2 separate regions of the Mus musculus genome follow, and region 1 is linked to region 2. The links are chromatin loops, found by intact Hi-C in ENCODE. Cell type or tissue: gastrocnemius. All regions are shown on one strand. Each heading gives the region's core, and the rest is flanking DNA. Links, peaks and the distances in the headings are about the cores only. Region 1 overlaps Dapk2 (death-associated protein kinase 2). Region 2 overlaps Dapk2 (death-associated protein kinase 2).

The links. Peaks named below come from ENCODE experiments on the same cell type or tissue, not always from the same donor. Only the 100,000 strongest peaks of a DNase experiment are listed, where the experiment ranks them.
Region 1: a loop joins it to region 2, with 5 times the contacts of the local background. A loop is called at or near these places in 6 of 42 quality-filtered maps.

The regions. Positions count from the first base shown.
Region 1 is chr9:66,158,767-66,168,434 of GRCm38, reverse strand. It overlaps Dapk2 (death-associated protein kinase 2), which reads right to left. Exons shown (of 12, transcript NM_010019.3): 2 at 3,000-3,097. The coding sequence starts at 3,091. Among named protein-coding and RNA genes, the nearest start is that of Dapk2, 5.4 kb to the right of the region's middle. In gastrocnemius, for the core only: CTCF peaks have their summits at 5,130 and 8,069 (motif pointing right); no DNase peak of the experiment used is centred there; H3K4me3 peaks cover 855 bases; H3K27ac peaks cover 2,375 bases.
Region 2 is chr9:66,214,336-66,224,003 of GRCm38, reverse strand. Dapk2 (death-associated protein kinase 2) reads right to left here. Exons shown (of 12, transcript NM_010019.3): 3 at 3,249-3,470. Among named protein-coding and RNA genes, the nearest start is that of Dapk2, 61 kb to the right of the region's middle. In gastrocnemius, for the core only: no CTCF peak of the experiment used is centred there; DNase peaks (open chromatin) are centred at 3,345 and 4,901; H3K4me3 peaks cover 350 bases; H3K27ac peaks cover 5,570 bases.

The DNA.
Region 1 (9,668 bases), core at 1,080-9,079, 56 kb after region 2:
GCCCCTCTCTGCTGTCTGGGCCTCCTTAGCTCTCTGAGGAATGTGAACTCCATGCACAAGTAGACACAAAGGAGGAGGGGTGTGTACAAGAGTGAGAAACACCCTTGGCCAGTTAGAGGAAAGGTACAACAATAAAACTAGCTGATAATTTAACATGGTTTTGTTGCTGTTGTTGTGGGGTTTTTGTTTTGTTTTGTTTTGTTTCTGTTTGTTTGTTTGTCTGTTTTTGAGATAGGGTCTTACCAGGTGAGTGACAGTTGATTTCTAACACACAGAGACCCCCTTCTGCTTCTTCCCAAGCATGGAGATTAGGTTGTACGTCATACACCTGGCTGCTTGTTTTGAGACACAGAGGTCTTATTATGTTGCTAGCTTTGACCCCAAACACCTACTCTCAAAGCCAAACAGAAGAGGGGGAAGGAACCAACTCCCCTACCTTACATTCTCTCCCACTCCCCAGACGCATTCGAATAAAGTAAATGGTTTTGTGTCTGTGGGTTTTTATGTTCCTTCAAGGATAGGACCCCAAACTTGATCACCAGCCCCTACCCTCACATACTTTGTGACCTTGGATAAGCCACCAGTCTGAGCTTCATACAAGACAATGGGTTAAATGGGATTCTCTTTATGAGCCTGGCTCCAGTCAGTTTTCCCTGTTCTTCCCCACTGGGAGTTAGGAAGGCCAAACCAGCATCTCTCTAAACACTCTAGAAACAGCAGACAACCTCCAGCATCATGAGCAGGCTGGAGCAGAAGTGTGTACAGCCACACTCGGCACGGAGGCCAGAGTTCAGAGCAGTCTCTCTCACCAGCCCATTTTAAATGTATCTCCCGTTCTTCTCCTTCAAAGCACCCTGTGCTCTCCCTTCGTATCTGACCTGACCATGACTCATCCTCTGTAAATCCTCTTTTTGGTGCCTCTCTGCATCAATAAACCAAAGACTACAAGAAGACAGGACACATGTTTTACTTAGTACTGCTTTCAGTCATGCCTGGCACACAGTAGGTCCTCAATATGTAAAATGAAACGGATCACTTTTTGCAAGTTGATTTGGTTGTAGGCTAAGAGCTTCACTCAGTGGCTAGAGCACTCAGTCGCACAGCACACATCAGAATCCTGCGCTGGGCCCCCCAGCACCTCCTACCCTACCAAAACACTGTGTGGTATCCTCAAAGTAGCTCTAATTCCAGTCCATTCTATAGCCCCCTGCAGGACCCTTCTCTACTTGAACCTCAGTTACATCTGTCAAATAAGGATCCTGGAAGGAAGGATTCTTAATGGCTCACAGACCTGTAGCCAAGTCCTAGCATGTCTGACCACTCCACAAGTCCCAGTCTCTGTCGACTCCATCAACCTTTGGAGATGGAGAGACCCAGCCCCTGCAGCCTGCAAACTCAATTGTCTCCCAGATCTAATAGCTCATGTCCAAAGTGGTGGAGAGGCAAGGCAAGGAGAAGGTGACACAAGAATTCCCCAGGAATTCTGGATCCTTCTCCAGGGCCCTTGACCAGCCAACTTCTCAGTTTCTCTGCCCCTCAGACATCAGTCCAGCCCCACTCTGGCCTCGTTGTCAAGCAAGCCTCTCTCAGGCTGGAGTTCCAGGGGGGACATATGCATAGTCCCTTGCACATCATTGTACCCCTAGCACAGAACACAGGCAACGGCAAGAACACCAACTCAGACACCCTGGGCAGTTCCTTGCCAAGAGAGGCCAGTTTCCTGTGCTGGGGGGGGGGGGGGGGCGGGGGGCGGGGCAGAAAGGCCTGCAGCAAAGTCACCCTGATTTTTCATTCAGAGGCAGGCTCCAGAAGAGCACCCCAAAGCCTCCACCTTCTATCCCTCTCACACCCCTTTTCTAGGCCCAAGATTAGCAACAGAAGGCTGAGGAGCCTTGAAGTCTGCAGATATTCGCTCCCCACCCAACCGGCCTGGGGAGGGGTTACTCCCTAACCCATGCCCCTGTTGCCTCTCATCTTGGAATAAGGCTCTCTGGCCCTACTTTGTTTGCCTTTAAAACAAAGGATATAAGAATTAGTGCTAATTCAACAGTCAACAGTTCTAAAGAAAGCAAGAAGCTTCCTGCTTTACCTGTCCAGTTTGATAGGCACCCTAAACAGCCCGTGGTTTTGCTCTGTTCTGAGTGCGAAGGGCTGAGATGGTGTTGCCCCGAGAAACATGTGAGCGTGCAAGAACCTTGCTCACACGAGAACGCAGGACAGGTGTGCAGGGACCGACCTGACAGGTTGGAACCTTGGCTTTGTGGCTTGCTGCCCTCAGCAACTTTGAGAAACTCCCTTAAGCCCTACCCTGCCGTCTCCCACCCGTGAGACCAGAGTGAAAGTCACTTCCATCCCCCACATGCTTTTGAGATCAGAACTTCAGGACTGGTGTTTTGTAACCGCGAAAATACCATCTAAAAAGTCAGCCATTCTTAAAAATGGAAGTCCAGAGGGAAGCCTCAGAAAATCCAGTCTCTCCCTGTACAAAGTAGTGACTTTGAGGTGATGAGAGGGTTAGTACAGCCCTACTCTGAGGAAACAACTCAGATCCCAGAAACTCCCTGACGAGGCTGGTGTGGCTGTTACTCAATACAAATCCCTTTTCGGAAGGATTACTTCACCTCCCATTCAGACTCCAGCTTTCAAAAGAAAATCCTGGGAAACCATGGGGAATCCCAATGGGACACGGAGAACAAAACCGATGGGTCAGATGTCCAGGCAGCCTGGAGAGGGGCTTTTGGGTGGGGGTAATGATGGATACATGAAGACTCCCCTGAGTGGGCAGTTAGAGTATATAGAAATCGCAGCCTCAAGCTGCACACCTCTGCTGTCATGAGACACATGATCTGCAGAGTCACCCATGAGGATGAATAAACCTCGGGCCTGTTTTGCAAGCCTCCCGACAGCCCTGTGACAAGTCCAGCTTTACAACAGCAACCGACCCAGAGAAGAGTGTGTCTGTCCATGCACACCCCTCCTCCTCTCACGAAACCTCTTACCTGCCCAGCTCCTCTCCAATATCATAAAAGTCCTCCACCTTCTGCTGTTTGAACGTCTCCATATTTGGGCTCCTCATCGAGGCCTGGACCATACAATCCTGAAATGGAAAGAAACCGAAGCTTAGGATGGCCGAGCACAAGCCTAAGAGTCTGAGTTTGGAAAGCAACCAACTGCAAAGGGCAAGACGGTTTCAGTTGCCCACAGCTTGATTCCTTAGGAACAGGTCCGTGTGAGCTTCTCACCTGTGCTGAGGCCGCATACCAGGGGTTCTCACCTGTGGGTCCTGACCCCTTGGGCGGGGGGTGTCACATATCAGATATACTACATACTACACATTTACATTATGATTCATAACAGTAGCAAAAATAAATGAACAATGAAATAATTTTATGGTTGGGAGTCACCATAACATGAGGAACTGTATTAAAGGGTGGTAGCATTGGGAAGGTTGAGAACCACTGATGTATAACGTCCTGGCTAGTTTGCAACTTCACAGGAGCGCAAGACATCAGAAAAGAGGGAACCTCAATTGAGAAAATGCCTCCATAAGATCTGGCTTTAAGGCATTTTTCTAGTTCGTGATTGATGGTGGAGGGTCGAGCCCATTGCAGGTGGTGGCATCCCTGGGCTGGTGATCCTGGGTTCTACAAGAAAGCAGGCTGAGGGCTGGTGAGATGGCTCAGTGGGTAAGAGCACCCGACTGCTCTTCCGAAGGTCCAGAGTTCAAATCCCAGCAACCACATGGTGGCTCACAACCATCCGTAATGAGATCTGACTCCCTCTTCTGGAGTGTCTGAAGACAGCTACAGTGTACTTACATATAATAAATAAATCTTTACAAAAAAAAAAAAAAAAAAGAAAAGAAAGCAGGCTGAGCAAGCCAATAAGTAGCTCCCCTCCATAGCCTCTGCATCAGCTGCTGTCTTCAGGATCCTGCCCTGTTTGAGTCTTGTCTTAACTTCCTTCAATGATGAACAGATGTGGAAGTGTAAGCCGGCTAAACCCTTTCCTTTCCAAGTTTCTTTGGTCATGGTGTTTTATCACAACAATAGTAACTCTAAGACATATAGGTTTTATTCCTCTCTTAAGTTTTATTTTATTAATATCTATATGTATGTTTTGGTTTATGAGCACACAAGTGCAGGCCAAAAGAGGATGTCAGATGCCCATAAGCTGGAGTTACAGCCAGTTGTGAACCACTTCATATGTGTTCTGGGAACTCAACTCAGGTCTTCTGGAAGGGAGAGAGCTCTTAATAACTAAGCCATCTCTCCAAAGCTATTATTTGATTTTTATTTTATTTTATTTTTGGACACGGGGTCTTGCTATGAGCCTCTGTTGGTCTACAGTTCATTGGCTGGCCTCAAATTTGTAGTAATTCTCCTGCCTCAGCATCTCCAGTGCTGACATCACAAGCATGTACCACCACACCTGTCTCCTATTTCTGAAATAGAAAAAGAGCCCTTCCTGCTTGTTCAGATCTGTCTGAAGAAGTTCACGGAGAAACAGAACCACAGGAACTTCAGCTATTTATTCTTACTAAATTCAGCTTTACTCGGACAAGAGGCGTCTGTCTGCAGCTGGGAATCTATGACCCCATAACTGAGAGGTGGGGGGGATCAAGGATTCAAGGCCAGTCTGGACAAAACAGTGAACCCCTGTCTCAAAAAATCAAGAGCTGGGCTGGGGCGAAGGCTCAGTGGTTATGAGCACTTGCTGCTCTTCCAGAGGACTCAGGTTCCATTCCCAGCACCTACATAGTGGGCCACAATCACATATAACTCTAGTTCCAGGGGATCTGATGCCCTCTTCTGGCTTCACCTAGCACTGTGCACCTGTGATATGCAGACACCCATGCAAGCAAAACACCTCTACATATAAAATAATATTCCTACAGCCAATATATGGTGATACAATTCAGGGGTAGACTATTTGCCCAACACGGAAAGCCCAGTTTTGTTTGGGTAAACCATTTAAGTTACCAGACACTGTGCTTTCCCATCTGTAAAATGGGGCCAATACTGTAAAAAATCCAATTTCAAAGCCATCAAACTGTTTTGTGAGTGATTAGGTGCTGAGGAAAGACAAGGGATTATCATGACCTCAGCTTCCTTGGGGGCAGTGCCACCCGATGGCGAGTCTGAACGGATTGGTAATGTTCACTCATCACCTCCTAGGGAATATGGGTGGGGATGGTGTGACAAATTAAAAGAGCACCAGGAGTCAGGAGCCTCGGGTGCTGGTTCCAGCGCTACCCACATCTAGCTCGGTGACCTCATCCCTTGGCAAAGGAACCCTGTTTCTTCATCTGTGGAACACGGCTATCTCTGCCTGCGCGGGGCAACTCAGCAGAAGACAGGGGACAGTTTGTGCCACAGGGAATCCTCACCCTGGGGCTTGTAACTCCCCCTGTGATCTCCTTTCCAAAGGACAGCACCCTGCAGGCAGGGCCCCATTATAGAGATAAGGCCAGCTGATGCATGGGTCACTCAAGGATCCTTAGTAAAGGTCTCCTTAGCCTATTTTGGCTAGCATGGGCAGCCTCTCTTCTGCCTGTCAATCAAATGCCAACCACACTCAGTCCGTGACCCTGAAAAACTCTCCTCTCTAGGTTTAGAGGGACCGTCACCTAGGATAGGTTTCACCAACATCAAGAGACTGGGGCTCTTGCAGATGTCAATGGATATATACATTTCTCCTTCTCACAAACCAGAGCCCCATTACCAAAATGTCCACTCCTTCAATTCTTCTGCCAAAGCACACAGACCCTTGAGACCCTTAGACAGAGCTGGCCTAGCTCCCGGATCTCACTTTCAGGGTCACCTGCCTGTGGGCACCCATGACCCTTCATGTATCCTCCTTCTTCATGCCCGCTGTGTACTCAGGGAGGGCCTGAGTGTGCACAGATACTAACATGAGCAAGCCTAGACACAAGACTAGGTTGATGTGGATTATCCCTGTAACCCACAGCAGGCTGGCACTCTTTCTCATCCTCGTCTGTAAATGGAGACACCCCTATAATCCCTAGCATCTACTTCACACACCAGCATGGGAGCCACTGGAGCAGGGGGAGATGTAAGGTACTGTACAAGTAAGGAGGAGGATGGTTTTACTGTCCTAGCCCAGGCCACTGTGTCTCTGCTTCCCATGGCCATGGAGACATCCACACTCACTTCTCGGGAACAGGTTTCAGCATCCCCTTAGCAAGGTTGACTCAACCAGGATCAGAAGCTGAACCTGTCTTCACTTTCAATATCCCCCGCCAGCCTCCTGAAACTCATTCCAAACAAACCATTCATCAACTCTCAGGGAAGGGCACCAATCCCCACAGAGAGAGAGAAAAGCAGAAAGACCCACCCCACCCCACCCCAAATTTTGTTGGCAGGAACACGAAGCATGGTCCCAGGAGAGCTATGAGCTTCCCTTTGGTGAGAGGCCAGCTCCGTTTGCCAATCGGGGCTGAGATGAATTCAGAGAAGCCCCCAGTTTCCCCCAGACATGGCCAGGGGTAGCGTGGAGGGCATGAGGACTCAGTCACAGATCAACTCCCCATTCCACATATCATACATTACAGTCATAGAGTCCCTATTCCACATATCATACACTACAGTCACAGCGGACCATTCCTGTTCACTTGGTTCATCCCGCCATGTCTCGCCTCGGGGAGGGCTCTTTCCATGGGAGCCCAGTGGACAGCTGCCCCATGCTCTTAGGGTCTAGGCGCCCCAGTGCCACTTTCTCTGTAAAACTCCACGACCCTGTTCTTCCCCTCTTTAAACTCTAGAAAAAGTCTCTTATTAGGATTAGGTTAGAATTTTCTCATTCTGGTTCATAATCTGTGCCTGACTCAAAAAGAAAGAGACTGGAGAGACGGCTCTGTGGTTAAGGACGCTGACTGCTCTTGCAAAGGACCTGGGTTTGATTCCCAGCATCCACATGATGGTTCACAACCATCTGAAATTGCCATTTCAGGGGAACTGGCATCCTCTTCTGGCCTCCACAAGCATCGGGCACAAATGTGGCAGACATACATACAGGCAAAACACTCATACACAGATAATAAAAATAAATTTTGAAGAAAGAGAGAGATCCAGCCACACAGGTTTGGATTCAAATCCCGGTTCCGTTACTTACGACCACATTGCCCTTAACTGAGGACAAGATAGTTTTTCTGGGCTTCAAACTAACATCCATGGAAAACAGCCCTAGTAACCATACTGCGGGGTAAGTGTGTAGAGCAACCAGAACACCTAGACACTGCCAGGCAGTGCACACCTCGAAACATCACTCTGAATACTGTGGAACCATCTCTGTGAACGTACTGTGAGAAACACATGCAGCAAGAATGGTCCATGTAGCATCAACTAAACTCCTAGCAACAACTAAAAATTGAAACCAACCAAATGCCCATCAATAGAACAAGGGAGTCACTACACAATAGGGTGGAGCATGAAGCACGAAGAACAAAAGAAACCAGGTCCCACAAAAAGATCTTATGCTGTTTGGTTCAATTTGGAGAAGACTTATCCACAGGGTGGAGGAGAGATCTCAGCTATCAGTTACTTTTATAGAAAGCCCGAGTTTCCATCCCCAGTGCCAAATGCACTGGGTATGGTTGGCACACACCTGTAATCCCAGCACTCAAGGTGTGCCTTGAGTTTCAGGCCAGTGTGGGCCATAGGGTAAGACCCTATCTCCAAGAAGAAAACGAAATGGAGAATTAACAGTGTTGGGGATTCAGCTCAGTCTGTAGAATGCTTGCCTAACAGACACAAAGCAGCCTTGGCTTCGATCCTCAGCACTCCATAAACCAGGAATGGTGGCTCACAGCTATAATCTCAGCACTCCAGAGGTAGAGGCAGGGGGACCAGAAGTTCAAAGTCACCCTCGTCTACATAATGAGTGCAAGGCCAGCCTTGGATATATGAGATCCTGGGGTGAGAGGCATGGAGTAAACTAATATCTACTTTCTTTTTTAGACTGTTTTTGTAGAATTATTTCTCTGTAGGTGTATGGTTGTTTTGCCTGCATGTTTGTCTATGCACCACATGTCTGCGGTGCCCAAAGAGGCCAGAAGAGGGCATCAGATCCTCTGAACTGAAGTTACAGATGATCATGAGCCACCATGTTGGTGCTGAACACTGAACCCAGGTCCTCTGGAAGAGCAGCCAGTGCTCTTAACCACTGGGTCATCTCTCCAACACCCTAAGAAAGATCTTTCTTATAAGTAAGATGACATATGTGAAATGCTTTTGGAGCCTCACTAAGGCAAAGGGTGTAATATTCTCACCTCTGTCCCCTAGGGAGTAGCTAACATAAGCAGGTACTATAAGGTAATATAAGATGGTAATTTCCAGTTAGGGCCCAGGCTTCTTGCTCATGGCTACAGCTCAGATACTCCATACGAAATGAAACACCCGTGGCAGCTCATCACCCTCCCATCACACCTCCACAAGAGCAATTCTCATTTCAATTGATAAATTCTCAGAGTCAAGTGCAGTAACTCGAAGGTAGAGTTATAACCACCAATTTTGAGAAGCTGAAAACCACATATCAGAGGCAAGGCACATGACTATGCCTTTTGACCCGAGACTCAGGCTACCTTGCAAAGATGACACCCATCTGGATGTGAACAATCCTCCCAAGGGGGCCCTGGGAATTCTCCTTCCTACCCATGGCCTTAATGGCAAGCAACACTCTAGGAGGTAACATAGACCTCCTGGGACCCCACAGAAAGGGACCTCCCAGTTACCTTTCCAGTTTACTCTCTTCCTCAGAAGTCAGCAGGCTGAGGAAGTGATACAGAGCACTCCCATCCCACGGTATCCTTGCTGTGGACTGGGGTTTGGGGTAAAAACTTAACATTGAAACAAAAGTCTGAACCCACTGGGATCGGGTCTAAGTCACTTGTTAGACAAAAGGAGAAATCTGAGGTCCAGAGAGGGAAAGGGACCTTTCCACCATGGCACAGCTAGGCCATCAAACTTCCCAGGGCTTCTCTTGATACCCACACAACTCCTCCATGGATGGCTCAGGACTGGAAAGCCAGTGGCTTCTGGGAGAACAGTTCCAAGGAGAAGGTGCCCAAGTTTGGCAGGGACAGGCAGTGGTTTGGAACACGTGCGCACATACACACACACATGAAGAATCCTCAGACTCAGGTCTGGGGAAACTGCCAGCAGTGCCAGCAGAAGGGAGGAGACTCTAGCATCACAGAACCCCTTTGGATGATCCCTGATAAGGATGTTGGGGCTCAGAAGGTCAGCCACCTCCCTGAGTTGACATGAGAAAAACTCAGTCTTTTAATAAAAGGTTCAGCTTCTTTGGGCAGCCGGACTGTTTGCCCCCCACATCTAACAGAATAGAAGGCTCTAGAGAAGCTGTCAGGGTTGGCTGGTTTATTCCCTCCAGCAGGTAGTTTGTTGTCCCGGGGCAACAGATACCCACCCATTCCTGACACTTCAGTCAAGCCTCCAAAGACAGCTACTGGTCTATCAATACCATGACTTTAGATGCCAAAAACTTAACCGGCGGGCAGGTGGAGACAGGGAGGGCTTTGAACCCAACTCTGAAGCAGTCAAGGTACCAGCCACTTTTAGTCAACAAAATTCCCCTAGGATGCCAAGCCAGTTAGTTGGGAACTAGTGTCAGAAACCAAAAGAGCTGCC
Region 2 (9,668 bases), core at 1,140-9,139:
GGGGAGATGGCTCAGTGGATAAGAGCAATTGTTCTGTAAACACCAGGAACCGAGTTCAAATCCTCAGCACCCATGTGAAAAGCTGTGTGTTGCCAAGCACACCAGTAAGCCTAACACTGTGGGAGGCAGGAACGGGAGAATCAGTGGGGTCTGCTGGCTGCTGGCCCAGCTCCAGATTCAAGGAGAGACCCTATCTCAAGGAATAAGTATTGCAGGACACTGATTTCTTCCTCAGGCCTCCACACACACACGTGTGTGTATACTGAATATACATATGCATGCACACATTATATACATGTGGTCACACACATCTATAAACCCACACATCTGTCATCTCAGCACTGAATAGGCTGAGCTGGGAGTGTCACGTGGTCTAGAGCAGCCTGGACTACGGTGAGATGCTGTCTGAGAAAAATACCAACAAATAGATAGGTAAATTCTGCAAATGAATGAGTGGACACTAACACTTATGTCTGACCACTGGGCTAACCTGCTGTCCAGAGAGAACTCAAATGCTAAGAACTTCTGATGAGCCCAACAAGAGTCACCAAGTCCAAGAAAAAACTTCTGAATTGCTCCCTTAGGAACCCCTCCCCAGGAGGTCCTTCTCCTATTGGAAGTCCTCCTCCTCTGGGAAGTCCTCCTCCTCTGGAAAGTCCTCCTTAGAGCCCAGCAAGCATGGTCTGAGCGTGGTCTTTACAAACCAAAAGCGTGGCTCTTTTCTAATTTCATAAACCCTTAGTGTTCCTCTGCCAGACATGCCAAGCACAATTTGGCAACCTGGAAGTAAAGGAGACAGAAACTGTGGACAGCTAAACATAGCAAGTCCTGGGAACACCTGTGTGGGGACTGCTATTACCCACGGTGCACCTGCACTCACAGTATATAATGTCATATAATATATGACAGTATGTAAGTTCAGGCTGGTCATGAGCCCTACTGGGAGAGCTGGAGACAGAGCAGAAGCACATCGTTCCCCAAACGCTGGGTTCCCACAAACATGTGGGAATGGATCATTTTCCCAGAAGTTAAAGAAACACCAATTAGCAGGCAGAGGCAGGCAGATTTCTGAGTTCGAGGCCAGCCTGGTCTACAGAGTGAGTTCCAGGACAGCCAGGGCTACACAGAGAAACCCTGTCTTGAACTCCCCCCCCCCAAAAAACAAACAAACAAACAAACAAACAAACGCACGCCAATTAAAATGACAAGATACTGATTTGTAACTATAAAGATGAATAAAGAAAGCTACTTTTTTTTTTCTTTTGAGACAGGGTTTCTCTGTGTAGCCCTGGCTGTCCTGGAACTCACTCTGTAGACCAGGCTGGCCTCGAACTCAGAAATCCGCCTGCCTCTGCCTCCCAAGTGCTGGGATCAAAGGTGTGCACCACCACTGCCCAGCAAGACATGTGTTTTAAAACAGATGTTCCACGGATGCCAAGGCTGAAGTCAAATAGAAACACTGTCCTGTCCCAGCATCCTTTGGAAGTAAAGTCACCAAGAACCTAAAACTGCCCACCTTTAACTTAATCCTCCACTCCTGGAGAGTCAGCTGAAATAACTAATTCAAAAGAAAAGAGGCAGACCATTGGGAAGAAAGAGTTCTATCAGTAAAGTTTGGAAAGGATAAAAGCTGGAAAATTGTAAGCAAATGTCCAGCAATAGAGAAGCACTGATGTGTAATTTAATGAAACATGATATAGTTATTTAAATGGAAAAGCAGCTATATATGGAATTTTGTTAGTTGGAGAAAAAAACTGGAACAGGAAATTGTAAAATTATATACAAAGTGATAAGGATTGAGAGGAACCACAGAGAATCACAAGTAACTATTTGGGCTGGAGGGTTACAGATGCCTTTCCTAATTCCTGTGGGGTTTTGGTTTTTTGTTTGCGTTTGTTTTTATGGTTTTTTTTTTTTTTTTGGTGGGGGGCGGGGGATGATAATAGACATTTAAAGAAGTGACTCTGGACTTCCCAGGAAGATGGACTTGTCACTGTCTGCTGGGAATCAGGATGCTAACCAGTGATCCCTAGCCTTAGAGCATGCCATGTGGAGTGTACACATGACTTATCATCTCTGGGGAAGAAGAGGAAGGCCTTCATCAGACTCCTGTCTTGGTCAGGGAGACACAGGCAGTAGCTAGTTCATTTTGCAAAGGGGTCCATAGATGAAACGAGAGGACATCGGGCCCTAGAGAAGAGGTGATTATTGGCAATTCTATGCAGTTAAACACAGAGGTTGATAATGCTAGAATCAAATTCAAGAGGATGTAAATTCTCTCAATTAACTAGTTACATCTTCCAAGGTATAGGTAAGTCTCAAACATCAGGTTGTCCATTCAATCTGGAGGCAGGTAAAGGACACTTCCTGGTTCTCAGGTGACTTGCTCACAGTCACAAAATCAAGAAATATTGAGACAAACACCCCACTCCTCTGTGGATTGGCAGGTGTTTACTAGATGCTATGAGGCTCAGAGCACTCTTGTCCTGGGCTCTTGCTGATTAGCAGGCTGGATGAGGCTATGGTGACTTGTGCCACAGCCTGATCAGACCCTACTACCGACCAGGCTTCACTAGCTCAGGGACATCTGGAGTCTTGGTGTCACTAAATTCCACCAGCCACTGTGAAGTCCTTCTCAGCCATCCCAAGGCTGCACCTTAGCCTTTGTATTTCCCAGCTATGGGATGTTGACCTTCTTGGTGTTCTCATCTCTAAAATGGGTATGCTAAGAGTCTCCATGACTATATCCTTATGAGGGTGAAGTAAGGTGAACAGAGTGAACATAGATACCTCTCTGAGTTAGTGAGACTGTTTTAAGCAGGGCAGAGCAAGATGACAAACATGGCACCTTGCAAATGCAGGAGTATAGCTAGGCTCTTTAAATGGACCGGTGAGATGGTCCAGTGGTTTCTTCTCTTTGATCTCCAAAATCTAATGAAAGCAAGAGTTAGGTCATTATTTGTTACCCTTGCTACTTAGCACGCTCACGCCCTCCATCGGCTTCATTTCAGACATAGGCTGAGGATAAGGGAGGCAAAAGGAAACCATATATAGCTGACTGCATCTTCTCTGGGCTGAGCTTCGGTCTGGTTGCCCACCCTGCTTCCCGACTTCATGGGTCCCAGGACCCTACACCCCGCTTCCCCGTGTCATGAGTCCTGGCGCCCTACACCCCGCTTCCCCACATCATGGGTCCCGGCGCCCTACACCCCGTTCCCCCACGTCATGGGTCCCGGCACCCCACTCACAGCTCAAGGATGAGCACCACGTCGGTGCGGTTCTCATAGACGTCGTGCAGCGTGATGATGTTGGGGTGCAGCACCTGCCGCAGGATGCTCACCTCCCGCTCGATTTCCTCCCGGCACACGCCCCGACGGCTGGCCCGGCTCTGCCTCTTCTTAATGAACTTGGCTGCATACTCCAGCCCCGTGCTCTTCTCCCGGCACTTCTTCACGATGGCAAACTGGCCACTGCGGGGACGCAGACACAGAGAAGTAAGGTGTAGACACTGGAAAAGTGGCCCTCGTGTCCAGCTACCAAGACAATCAGCAGGTTACTTTACCAAGACAGAAAGGTGTGTCACCCACCGGCCAGTGGCCCTGCCGGGCTAACAGTGAGTGCCTCAGGTAGAGCAGGGACTGAATTCCCTTCTACTCCTAAGGGATCTTCACATTTTACTAAGAAGGATGTTAATGTTGTTGTTCCCAGCATACAAAGCCCTGGGAAGTGTTAACTTGGTAGGTTGACATGGCCTTGTCCTTGTGAAGACTCATCTAGAACCCAGGTCTATAGTACCAGTTAAAGTCACAACATCCATAAAAACAGGCTGATCTGGTGAGGCTCCTGATTGGGATGGGGGTGGGGTAAAGGCCACTTGGCAAGGTTAATTATCATTATCATCATAGTGTGAACAGGGAGTTGTAAAATTTGCAAACTAGGGCATAAAGAGAGGTGAAGTGACTCATAACTTGAATTAACAACAGAACTGGACATCAAAGCCAGCTGCCCACACAGTTTCTCAGGTTGTTACCGGAGACATGACCGGCTCAAGCTCTTTGAGACAAGGGCCATGAAATGGTGATCCAAGCAGCCCTGAGCCAGCTTCCCTAAGTGTGCTGAGTGCAGCCTATACCTCTCCATCTCAACTCAGGCTGTGAACTGGGACAGACATAAATCCCTAGTGACTGCTAGTGTCCCCTCCTTACCTAACTCTGAGGTCCTCCCTCTCAGCCTCCATTTTGTCCCATATTGTTCCACCATCCCCCAAATGCCCGAGTAGCTCAGAAAGATTTATTAATCTGATAATGGCTTAATAAGGGGCCCGGTGGATCAAGAGCCCCAATGCACTTTCTTAGTGGATCTGGTGTAAAAGTTACACTTGTGAGAAACTCTGGGCATTTGTCCCAACCTTGGAAAATGGCATTGCATTTAAAGCATCCTATTTTTAGAACGTTCTTTAAAGAGACGATCTTCTAAATGAACTGGCTGACACAAATGAAATGAAGCCGAGCGAGCAAGCAAGCAGATAGCTGACAGCTAAACAGCCTGTCATAGCAGGCACTTGAGAGATGTCGCCAAAAACAAAGTCATTCATCCCTCCACCTTTGTCCTTCACTCAACACCGTCCGAGCATGTACCCTGTGCTGGCTGGTAAATAACAGGGGACAAAGGCAGAGGCAACAGGTGCAGAGGGAGCTCCCACCCCCAAGGGGGGAGGTCCCTAGGAGCTAGGCTTGGGGTCAAATTTATATTACCACTAACTCTAAAGTTTCAGCTATCCGGGCTCTAAGTATTGGCTCTGAGCTGTCCACACACTGGGGGCTGACACAGGTGGAGGAAGGCCAGAGTGAGCACATTCAATGCGATCTCTAACACAGATGGCCACTTGGAGCCACTCTAAGTGTTGGGGACATAAGGTCCCTGAACAGGTGCCAGCAAACACTTGACAAAGCTTTTGGTCCCAGGTGGCCTGAGTCTTAGCATCAGGGCCAAATATTCCTTTCCTTCTGGTACCTCAAGGGCTGCTGGCAGGCCTGGCATTTCTGGGTTCCACAAACTGTCCCCCCACAATCCTCAATAAGTAGATAGATGGAGAAAGTGAAACCTCAAGGCCTTTACGTTGTATACATGAAGGTGGTGGCACAGGAGCAGGTTTGACACCCAAATCCCCCAGTGCCCAGGTTCAAGTCACACTATACAAAGACCTGGGAACACAAAGTCACAAAGCAAAGCTAAAAGTATCCGGTCACCTTGACATCACATCTCCTTGGTCTTATGAGGGGAATGGAGACATTTTTCTGCCACGTGGCTGAAAAATCCCTTAAGTTCTCAAAAAGTGAGTGTTTGCTTTTGCCTCTTGGTTTCTCCAGGAGAAGAGGGTGCAAATGAGAAGTGAGTAAGGCAGGCTTACTCTCTCTCCCTCCAAAAATAAGCATTTCAAAAGTAGCAGACTAGGACCAAGCTAAACACCAGGCAACCGGGGTCATCTTGGGGCCTTTCGTCTCTCCTGAAGGGGCCTCAGCTCAGGCTCTGGGAGCAGCCGGAAGGCGAGCCGCAGTCTCAGGCTACCTTCCCCTTCCTTGCCTTTAGCTGTTTGGGGGAAGAGCAGAGAAAACTTTCCACTCGGCCCAGGATGCAATGACTGGGGTCTGGAAAACTGGGAAAGGTTTCAAGGTTAGACAGACCTGTTTCAGGGACTTCTTTGCCTGGTCATGCGGGTCAGGCCACTACCTGCTCTGAACATCCTTTTCCTGACCTATGAAATGCAAGTCATGATTCACTGGTAGACAGTTGTAAAGGAAACATTTGTACCCTTGGCTCACCGTCCGTAGGAACAGCTGGCATAGATGAGGGCTGACTAAGAGATACCTAGGGCTGGAAGTCACTGCTTCAGATGGTCTGGAATGCAGGGCCAGGGAATCAGTGTAATTTTAAAAGCGCCCTTCCCCCTGATGCCAGTGTACACCCAGATGTGGGAATACTCTAAACAATTAGTTGACTCTTTCAATTGAAGAGCAGTGGGGCTCAACCTTGGCAGCATTCTAGAGGCCCCTGGGGAATTTTAAAATGAAGGAGGTCTAGATTTCAAGTCCAGAGAATCTGAGTTAGGTCTGGTCTATGACCTGGAGATGAAGATACTTAACTTTTTTATCTTATTCTGGTTTTGTTTTTTGATATAGAGCCTGACTAGATGGCTCAGGCAGGTTGTAAACTCATGATCCCTGTACCCTAGCTTCCCGAATACAGACACCCCTGTGCTCAGCCCCTTGGTGGCTCTCTTAGATAGCTGGGCTGGGAACCATGACTTAGAACGGCTCTCCTTTAACTGCTGTGATAGTAACCTACTATCAAAACAGAGGCATAGGTTTTTTAGGATCCCCTGTGAAAGAGCCTGCTTCTACTGCCTTTATAGGTATCAGCAGTCAAGCTGCTGGCCTTGTTTTGTTTTGGTTTGGTTTTGGCTTGGTTTGTTGAGACAGGGTTTCTCTGTGTAGCTCTGGCTGTCCTGGATCTCACTCTGTAGACCAGGCTGGCCTCAAACTCAAAAAGAGCCATCTGCCTCTCATACATCACCACACCTGGCTCATATTTTCTGGCTTTATGCAAACTTTGGTCAATATATTGATGAACAGTGTGGGGGAGGGGAATGGGAGGAGTTAGAGAGGTGAGAAATGATGTAAATACTTCAGTGATTTTTTTTCCCTTTTTTTGAGACATGGCGGGTTTCTTGGTGTAATAGTCCTGGCTGTCCTAGATCTCACTCTGTAGACCAGGTTGGACTCAAACTCAGAGATCCACCTGCCTTTGTCTCCCCAGTGCTGGGGAAAAAAGGCATAGGCCACCCCCACCTGGGTAAAGAGTGGAGATACTGGAGTTTTCACCCAGGTAACTCATACATGCAAAGTATGCACTCTGCCACTGAGCTACATCCCCTAGCCATTGAAATTCTTAAAAAACAAAAAAACAAACAAACAAAAAAAACCCACAACCCTCTGTGTTTGTGGGGTGTGTGTGTGTGTGTGTGTGTGTGTGTGTGTGTGTGTAGAAGAGACAGGAGAGGAAATCACTCTAGGCTTTGGCAGTTCACATGCATAGTGGGCTATTCCATGGTCACTGCACATGCATAAAAGCAGAATCAGAGATAATCTTACTATACCCATCAGAGGGCACCTGTAAACTCAAGAGTAGGTGAAAACAGCTACAGGTCTTTGCCCCACGAAGGCTCTACAGCCAGAAGCTGAGGTCCTCACAGTACACACGAAACCAAGTTAGGGGGCTAGTGAGATGGCTCAGTGGTTAAGAGCACCAACTGCTCTTCCAAAGGTCCTGAGTTCAAATCCTAGCAACCACATGGTGGCTCACAACCACCCGTAACGAAATCTGATGCCCTCTTCTGGAGTGTCTGAAGACATCTACAGTGTACACATAAATAAATAAATAAATAAATAAATAAATAAATAAATACATCTTTTTAAAAAAGAAAGAAACCAAGTTAGGATATGGGGGTGAAGGGCAAATAGCAAGGGCTCCTCTAAGTTAGGACAGAGCCACTCAGTGTAAAATGCAGGGAGAGAGTAGAGCCTATCCAATCTTGGATTGTGTTAGAGGGAGCCAGCCACACCAGCTCAGAGACCTGCTAACACTCTGTCAGAAGACTCCAAAGAGCCTGAGTCAAAAGTGAACATAATCGAAAGCTTCCCCTTCATTCTCCAAAGTCCTGTCTCCGAGCTGGTGTTGGGAGCCCTGATCAACAGGGCTGAGTGATCAGTTACAAACTGTCGTCCGTGTCCTGCCAACACACTCTCACACAACTGTGGCAGGAACACCTCTTCCCAGGCAGAAGGCTCAGCTCCCAAAGTCAGAGCCTCAAGTATCCTATTTAACCCCCTTGTCCCCGGTTTCCTCCCTTTTCAAGGCGGTGTCCGCGTGCGCGCAAGCGTGGGTGTGTGTGTGTGAGAGAGAGAGAGAGAGAGAGAGAGAGAGAGAGAGAGAGAGAGAGAGAGAAAGCTGCTTCACCCAACTTGGAGGATTATTTGGGAAGTCATAATATCTGTAACAGGACTTGACTATCCAGATGAGAAGGAACAAGGTGTTGGCAGGTGGGAACTTAGTGCCTGAAGCTGGTACCAGCCATGTAGCAGGGTTTAGCAAGGGACAGTAAATTCACAAGACATAGAAGCTGCCATCCTTGCTCAGCCTACCCTCTTCTCAGGCAGAGGGCTCAGCTCCCCAAACACTCCACACCTGTTAGGGTAGGGCAGGGCAGGTCACCAACAGATAGGCCTAGCTATAGAACTTGGCTGGACCTGGTTGCACCTCACAAGGGCTCCCTGTTATCTGCCTAGGAGCCCCATTAAAAGGAGTATATTTTTAGATGGCATCTCAAGGTTTGGTAATGTCCCAACCCAATACCCAACACCACATGAAAAAGCCTGACTCAACCCTCTCAGACTCTGCACTGCCAAGAGAGAATAATCCCAGATGACCCAAATATCATACCATGAGATAGATTCATAAAGTTATGTGGGTACTGTTACATGTGCAGCTGCTCTCTATAAAGGCTAATTTCTATTGTAGGCTTTTATAATTATAGGTATATAAGTATACTTAAAATATATAAGTATAATTTAATTATTACTTATTTATTATTATCTTATTGAATATTATTCTTTTTTTAAAAAAAATACTTGAAGACACAATCTTGGTTCCATTTTCTAGACCAGAATATTGGGGGAGCTGGAAAGATGGTTCAAAGAATAAAATACTGCCCATGCAGACTTTATGATTTGTAATTAGATCCCTGGAACCTTAGAACCCAAAGATATGTGGAAGAAGAGAACTGACTCAACAGTGTGTCCTCTGACACACATGTCCATCACACTTCTCATATACACACAGTAAGAATAAATAAAAACGGGGGGGGGGTCGAAGAGGTGGCTCAATGAGTAAAGGTGCTGGCTGTTAGTTCTCAAAGACACACACACAGACACACACACCACACACACAGACACTACACACACATACACATCTCACTCAGTACCTGTGGCTTCTCCCATCACCCCTCATCTTTCTCCCATCCTAAGCCTCTCCCTCCCAAGGGCTGGCTCTGGCTCCCTTCCTCCAGCCTCTGACCCCTATATTACCAGCCATTCTGGTTATGCACTCTCTGAGTCTCCTGGTTCCCAGAAGCTCTGCTTGTTCCCCCTCCTCTCTTTTCTCCCTCTCCCTGCCCCACCTCTCATGACTGGGTTCAGCCTGGGACCTCCAAGATGCCTCTGGCTGTGCTCTCCCTCATACCTACAATAAACCTTCTCAGCTATATCCTAGAGAGGCCATGTCCTTATTTGTCCCTCACTTGTCACCAAGCCTCATTGGCTGCACTTGATCCCTGAGATCCAAATAATGGAAAGAAAGAACCAATTCCTGCAGGTTGTCTCTCCACATGTGTTGTGCAGTAGCATGCACGCACACACACACGCACGCACACACACACACACACACACACACACACACACACAGAGTACATCAATAACTAAATGTATGTCCTAAAGAATACTAAGGATTAAAAAAGGTAAGCAACTTGGCAGTTGGGTAAAGCGGTATAAACACAAGTCCTTGTCTCTCGACTCCAGCTTCAGGGTTCTCAAGGTAACTAAGCCTGCTAAGGG